3 separate regions of the Homo sapiens genome follow, and all the other regions are linked to region 1. A link is a loop called in an ENCODE intact Hi-C map of the cell type or tissue named here. Cell type or tissue: endothelial cell of umbilical vein. All regions are shown on one strand. Region 1 has its middle 24 kb from the start of CASP8. Region 2 overlaps ALS2 (alsin Rho guanine nucleotide exchange factor ALS2). Region 3 overlaps TMEM237 (transmembrane protein 237).

Region 1 (2,500 bases):
TTGTTCAAGTTTTTCTTTTATTATAGAAAAATGTATTCTGGAAGGTACTTTTCTTAAAATTACAGTATTTAGTCCATTTTCATTTAATGTAATTGTCAATATAATTGGGCTAAAATCTACTATATTTCCAGTTGTTTTTTATTCGTGGCATCAATTCACTTTTCTCTACTTTCTTGATTTCTTTTAGACGAATTAAGTAATTTTAGAAAGTTCACCTTACTCCTTTATTAGCTTGTTAATTATGCATGCTTTTAGTATTCTCTTAGTAATTGCACTTGAGTTGTACTACCTAATAGTACAGCCACATGTTGTTTAAAACAGCTTTACTGAGATATGATTGATATACAACAAATGGCATATAAAGTATATAATTTGATAAGTTTTGACATATGTATGACATATATGACAGTCATATAGACACACTCATATATATATTCATGTGCCATTTCAGTCAATGACCGACCACATATATGATGGTGGTCTCATAAGATTATAATACGGTATTTTTACTGTACCATTTCTATGTTTAGATATATTTAGATATGCAAATACTTACCATTGTGTTACAATTGCCTACAATATTCAATACAGTAACATGCTTTGTAGGTCTGCATCTTAGGAGTAATAGTCTAGACCATATAGCCTAGGTGTGTAGTAGGCTATACCATCTAGGTTTTGCATAAGTACATTCTATGATGTTGGCATAATGACGAAATCACTGACGATGCTTTTCTTGGAACTTATGCCTGTCATTAAGTGACGTATGACTGTATATATTTGAGTGGAACTATCACTGCAGTCAGGATAGTGAACATATATATTACCTCCAAAATATTTCGTATGCCCTCTTGAATCCTGTCCTCCTGCCCCTCCCCACCCCTGCTCCTTTTAGGCATTTAGTTCTGTAAATTTTCTCCTAGCCTTGCTTTAGCGGCATCCCATGCATTTTGATATTTTGTTTTGATTTTAATTTAATTCAATACTACATAATTTCCTTTTGATTTCTTTTTTGACCCATGGATTATTTAGAGTTGTGTTATTTCATTTCCAAATATTTGGGGATTTTCCAGACATGTTTCTGTTGTCCAGGCCAATAACAAATTCCTGACGCCATGAAGTCAAAGATCTAACTCCCCAGGGGGAGAGTTATGCCCAAGAACCATCGGTATTTTGTGTTAGTGGTCATTGCCAGAGTGAATTCCACAGTGTTTGTGATAAACCCTAATAATTCCACCAGAGGGCAGCAAGCCAACATGAAAATTCTATTAAAAAGTCTTTTTTTAGAGACAAGAGTTTGGCTCTGCCGCCCAGGCTGGAGTGCAGTGGTGTGACCTCGGCTTACCGAACCCTGGCCCCACCGCAGACTCAACCTCCCAGGCTCAAGTGATTCTCCCACTTCAGCTCCCCATCTGCGAGTAGCTGGAATATAGGTGCGCACCACCGCACCTAGTTAATTTTTGCATTTTTTGTAGAGATGGAGTTTCATCATGTTTCCCAGGCTTGTCTTGAACTCCTGGGCTCAAGCTATCCATCTGCCTCGGCTGCCCAAAGTGCCGAGATGACAGGCGTGGGCCACTGTGCCTGGCCAGACAGAAGTTTTCAAGTAAAGAATAAATTTAGCTGAAGAGCAGTGTCAAATTATTTCTATCCCCACCCTCCTGAATTAAATCTTCGTAGTCTCTGATTCTCTTTGTCATATTCTTAACCATTTGGATTCTTTTCAGTGCGTCTGTGTTTGTTCCTTTTCCCCAGTATGACCCCTTTCTATTTTTTTTTTTTTTTTTTTTTTTGAGACAGAGTCTTGCTGTGTCGCCCAGGCTGGAGTGCAGTGGCACGTTCTTGGCTCACTGCAACCTCCGCCTCCCAGGTTCAAAAGATTCTCCCACCTCAGCCTCCTGAGTAGCTGGGATTACAGATGCCTGCCACCTTGCCCAGATAATTTTTGTATTTTTAGTAGAGATGGGGTTTCAACATGTTAGCCAGGCTGGTCTCAAACTTTTGACCTCAAGTGATCTGCCCGCCTCGGCTTCCCAAAGTGCTGGGATTACAGGCGTGAGCCACCTTGTCCAGACCCTTTTCTCTATCTTTATGAAAACATCTCTCCAGTAGATCTTCAGAGTAAAAAAAAAAAAAAAAAAAGGAAAAAAGAAAAGAAAAAAGAAAAAGAAAAGAAAACATCCAGCAAGGTCTCGGAGGAAAAATAGAAAATTAGAAGACTGGAGTGAGTCATGTTGATTTTCTGGTGTAAAATTTGTATCGAAACCTTACATAAATACTGAAGAATTCACAAGTTGTAAATATACAGCTTGGTGACTGATTTTGATATCCAGACAGTTTTTTTCCCACTTGCACACACTCCCCGCAAGAATGCATGCTGGTTTGTAAAGTCATTAATTTACTGGTGCATCAGTGGATGGCTCTGTGTCTTCTGGCTTTATCTTGGCCCAGAAAGACAGGAATTAACGTTGAGCCTAGTAGTCTTTGGCCTTTGTGCCAAAGC
Region 2 (2,500 bases), 470 kb after region 1:
TAAAGCATAAACAGCGGTGGGTAGAGCCGAGGTAGCAGCACAGGAAGCAATAATCCAGAACTCGTTACTACATAACTACAAAATAATGGAGTGGGAGAAAAGGAGCATTTTTCATATTAAAATTGAATACAGAATCCAAGGTAGAGCTTCAGTTTCAAAAAGTCAAAAGTAGAGATGGGAAGTTTTAAAGAAGTTATAATATTACTCTGCTCTTTACATATGGAGTTGATATGAGGACATTATCTATAATTTTGTCTTAGAGGAAACTGTGAATTCTTTTCATGAATTAAAAATCTCACTGAAAACCTACATTGTTTCCATTTTGAGGCTGATTTCTCTGAGGTTATTCTAGGACAGTGTGATGTTACTTCCTTTGCTAAGCAGCCTTTGTGCTCAGATCATCTGTGGTTGCTTTTTCCTGGGGTATGGCTAATAGTACTTGAGAGAACTAAGAGGGACCTCAGAGGGGGCACCTACCCAGCTACATTTTTTTTTTTTTTGAGACAGGTCTCACTTTGTCACCCAGGCTGGAGCGCAATGGTGCAGTCACAGCTCACTGCAGCCTTTAACCTCCCAGGCCCAAGTGATCCTCTCATCTCAGCCTCCCACGTAGCTGAACCCGTAGGTGTGTGCCACCATGCCCTGCTAATTTTTTTTATTTTTGTAGAGATGGGGTCTCCCTATCTTGCCCAGGCTGCTCTTGAACTCCTAAGATCAAGCAATCCTCCCACCTCAGCCTCCCAAAGTGTGGGATTACAGGTGTGAGCCACTGTGGCTGGCCCCAACCCTCCTGGCCCCAACCATATCATTTTAGAAATGAGGAAATAGATCTAGAGAACACACTTTCTCGCTGGGACTCTTTGAGTAAGATCATCTAGTCACCATTCCCTTTCTTCACTGTCCCCACCCAACTCCATTTACCCTGGCTCTGGTGATTCAGATCGGGAATCTGACTTCCCAGTGCAAAAAGACTTCCTTTCGGTTGGCAGAGGAGCAGAGAGAGGAATTGTGCTGCCTTCTTCAGGCAGCTCAGGAAATAAGAACCTAAGGAAGAATAAAAAATATAATTATACAATTATACCTCTAGGGGGGTTGAAAAGCATAAAAACACATTTCCATTAGTTATGAGAGCAAGCTTTATTATCAACTAAGTATTTTAGTTCCCTGAGAAAACTGATGTTTCTAACAGGATAAAATTAAGAATGCAGCTAATGAATAATACCACTACAAAATCTTCACGTGCTATGATTTTCTCCTGTCTAGTTACCAAGGAATGGAGAATTCTGATCTATATGAGATATGTGTTCCTTACTGGCAAATCTCATCTGAGGTCAATTTATATTAACTCTGAGCAAGGACCACTCTTCTACAATATAAGCAAACACCGACAGAAATTAAGTGTCCAACATTAAGGGAAAAAATGATTAATTATAGAAGACACAATGTAAAGTTTTATTTTATTTTTATAGATTCAGGAGGCACATATGTAGTTGTGTTGCACGGATATATCAGGTAGTGGTAAAGTCTGGGCTTCTGGTGTACCCATCACCTGAACAGTGAACACTGTATCCTATCAGTAAGTTTTCAACCCTCACCCTCCCACACACACTCCCCGCTTTTAGAGTCCTCAGTGTCTATTATTTCCCTCTGTACTCAACCTAAAATTTAAAAATGTGTTTTTAAAACTTGCTGAAAATTAATTTTTCAAATGATCAAGGGGATAAATTGGTGAGGAATTTTTTTTCCTGGGCTTTGAGTTCTGCCATAGATTTTATCTCTGACTTCTTGTATGCTAGTGTACTCTACCATAAATAAGTTTATTTTCTCTTATTTTTACGGACTTAAATTTTGACCCTTTAAAGGCAATATGCAGTCTTCTCTATTTTTGTAGACTTACATCTTGCACCTCCATCTGCCCTAATTGTATAGTTGAAAAAAACTAAAAAAGGTCAGGACACTTACTTTCATTATACTCATCTAGCTAATGTCAGAGCTAGCCCAGGCTAGTGATCTTTTTAATAGACCACACTTCTCCCTCAAAACCTGAAACATTTCCAATGTTGAGGCAAACAATATATGGAAGTTCTGGGACAAATTTACAAACTTTTGTATAATTATCTCACTATAGTATTTACTTGTTGGCTTCAACTCAGTAAAAGATCTTATATCTCACAAGCTTAAATCTGTTTGTTGCCTGGAACTCTCTTCCCAAAGATGCTTACTGTCTCATTTAATTGCCTTCTTCGAGTCTCTGCTCAAATACTACCACCGTATTAGTCAGTCTGCTCTGACCTTCTCTTCAAAATAATAGCATCTCACATCTAGTACTCTTTCCCTTTATTTTTCTCCATAGTGCTAATCACTATCTGACATACTACATATATTTTTTATGTTTACTCTTTTCCCCCATTAGAATGTAAGCTCCATGACAGCAAAGACTGTTTGTCTTTGTTCACTGATAAATCCCTTGAGAGCCTAGAATGATGGCTATTACATAGAA
Region 3 (2,500 bases), 380 kb after region 1:
CTTAATATGGAAACCAAAGGTCTGCAAAATGTACTCTCCTAGCTCAGGATCATTATTTATTCCTCTTATTTTTGGAATCTATTCTTCTTTTATTCAAGGACCAACTCAAAGGTCAGCTTTTAGTTAACTCTTATATCCCCATACACATATCCTAAAGGCAGAGTTAACTGCTATATCCAAGCTACTTCTTGGCATATCCTTGTCAGCCTAAATAACAGAGAGGGAGACTCTCTGAAAGAAAATGATGTTTATTCAGGAGTAGGCATTGCAATAAGAATACAAGTGCCACAGTAAACTATGTGCATATACAGGGAGGTCAAGGAAGACAACGGTTTTTAAAGCAAAAATGATTGTTTTGAGAGAATTATCCTTGGCTACAAGGATCAATAACAAGGATGTTGCCAGTTGGACATTGGACAGGGAGTTGCTGGGCAAATGTCCTCATAGAAGTATTTTTTGTGTGTGTCAGGTTGTGATGGCCTTTGTGCAAGGTGTGGTTTTGTGCAGTCTTTTAATGATAGTCCTCATTATCAGACATCTGTGCATGAAAATCGTCCTTTCACGGCCTTCCCCAGCTCTATTTGTTAGGATTTTTAACACAATGACCAGAACTTGATTTTGACAACTTTCACATCCTATTAGTGGGCTCACACTGTTAGTTGCTAATCTCAAAAGATAGAGTTCTTTAGGGGCAGGAACCTGCACCTCACCTTGTGCTCCTCAGAGTACATGGCCCAATATCCCAAGGCCCTTAACACATTTGTCATTATTTCAGATTTATACTATGTGGTGTGTTAATTACTGCACCCCATGAAACTTGCTGTCCAGCAGCTCACTCTGTTCTTAGGGTTCATGTTATGCAACATAAAGTACACAGCATCACAGATGAAGTCATATTTTTTTAAAAAATCTAATCAAACCACCAGACCTAACCTCCAGTCTATAGGAAATTCAGGAGATTGAGGAACAAATTAAGTGATGTCATTAGGAAAAAGTCAGACAATTAAAAAATGTAGGTGAGGCACTCTAAAGCAACTAGCTTGGACTCTTCAAAAAATTGTCATGGGAAATTAGAATGGTACCGCCAACTCTGGAAAACAGCTTGGCAGTTTGTAACTACATACAACCCATCAGTTTCACTCCTGGGCATTTATCTTAAAGAAATGAAAACTTAATGTTCACACAAAAACTTGCACATGAATGTCCACAGCAGCATTATTCACAGACTGGAATGAGCCCAGATATCCTTCAATAGGTCAATGAGTTAAACCAAACAAAACAGTAAAAGGAAATGAACTATTGATACACACAACAGCTGAGATGACTCAGAAAAAAAGAGATCAACAGAAAAAAAGCGAATCCCATAAAATTACATACTGTATGATTCAATTTATAACATTATTGAAATGACAGAGTTTTAGAAACTGAGCTCTTTGTACCTGGCCAAGGGCTCTGATCAGCAAGGTGCCCCTGTGTTATCTACCCAGTGCAGTGCTTCACCAGGATGGCAATAAAAGTATTTTAAGTCAGTGAGTAATGAGAAACCATGATGCCCTACCAATTGGACTGGATCAGCTTGCATGTCAATCTAGTCCACTGTAAGCTGGAGAAAGTTACATGAATTCTCATCGACGGCCTCAGCAATGTGCCTCAAGTGTCACTGTGAGATCATTCCCTGCTTCCTGGAGACATGCATTAGCAGTGAACTTCTTCCAAACTTCCCTGTCATCACAGTCAAACAATTTTTGAGACACACCAGAAACACCAGGGAAAACAGAGTCCTCTGTACAAGTCCTTAATCAGGGAATACTCAATGTTTTTCCCTGATGAAGGACTTGTACAGGGCCACTAGCTGCTCAGGTTTATATGCCTCCTGGGTCATTACGAGATCTGAAGTCTAAGTTGTACTTCCCAGACCTGGAAGAATACAAAGGCAACTATGCCCATGGCAGTTACATATTATCAATGTAGCCAGCTTTCCCAAGTGCATTCCACAGCAGCTCTAGCCTTCTTTATTCTCTAGGATATATAGCTTTCTATTGCTGCCATAAGCAATCACCACCAATTTAGCAGCTTAGTCAACATACACTTGCTATCTTACAGTTCTGTATGTCAAAAGTATGACATGGGCAGCACCAGGCCAAAACCAAGGTATCCACAGAGCTGCCTTCCTTTCTTGGCTCTAGGGGAGGATTTGTTTCCTTGCTCATTTGGGATACTCATAGAACTCAGTTCCTTGTGGTTATGTGACTGAAATCCATTTCCTTGCTCATTGTTGGCCAAGGGCCGTACTCAGCTGCAAGGTCATCACTCTCCTTGGCTCATGGCCCCCTCTTCCATCTTCAAAGCCAGCAATATCATAACTTCTGACCTCTCTGACCACAGACATAAAAGGCTTTCTTCTCTGCTTTTAAGGACTCATAAGATTACACTGGACCCTTCTGGATAATACAGGATAATGTCCCCGTTTTAAGGTTCATAACCTTAATCATATCTGCAA

The links. Hi-C counts contacts between places; a loop is a spot of excess contacts. Peaks named below come from ENCODE experiments on the same cell type or tissue, not always from the same donor. Only the 100,000 strongest peaks of a DNase experiment are listed, where the experiment ranks them.
Region 2: a loop joins it to region 1, with 12 times the contacts of the local background. A loop is called at or near these places in 10 of 110 quality-filtered maps.
Region 3: a loop joins it to region 1, with 8 times the contacts of the local background. A loop is called at or near these places in 23 of 110 quality-filtered maps.

Annotation. Positions count from the first base shown.
Region 1 is chr2:201,235,319-201,237,818 of GRCh38, forward strand. It overlaps a transcript of CASP8 not described here. Among named protein-coding and RNA genes, the nearest start is that of CASP8, 24 kb to the right of the region's middle. In endothelial cell of umbilical vein, a CTCF peak has its summit at 1,212 (motif pointing right); a DNase peak (open chromatin) is centred at 1,243.
Region 2 is chr2:201,706,948-201,709,447 of GRCh38, forward strand. ALS2 (alsin Rho guanine nucleotide exchange factor ALS2) reads right to left here. Exons shown (of 34, transcript NM_020919.4): 28 at 922-1,044; 29 at 1-75. Among named protein-coding and RNA genes, the nearest start is that of MPP4, 9.6 kb to the left of the region's middle. In endothelial cell of umbilical vein, a CTCF peak has its summit at 996 (motif pointing left); a DNase peak (open chromatin) is centred at 974; H3K27ac peaks cover 1,105 bases.
Region 3 is chr2:201,620,229-201,622,728 of GRCh38, forward strand. TMEM237 (transmembrane protein 237) reads right to left here. Exons shown (of 13, transcript NM_001044385.3): 13 at 1-2,500. Among named protein-coding and RNA genes, the nearest start is that of CATSPERT, 2.3 kb to the left of the region's middle. In endothelial cell of umbilical vein, no CTCF peak of the experiment used is centred here; DNase peaks (open chromatin) are centred at 1,243 and 2,193; H3K27ac peaks cover 1,731 bases.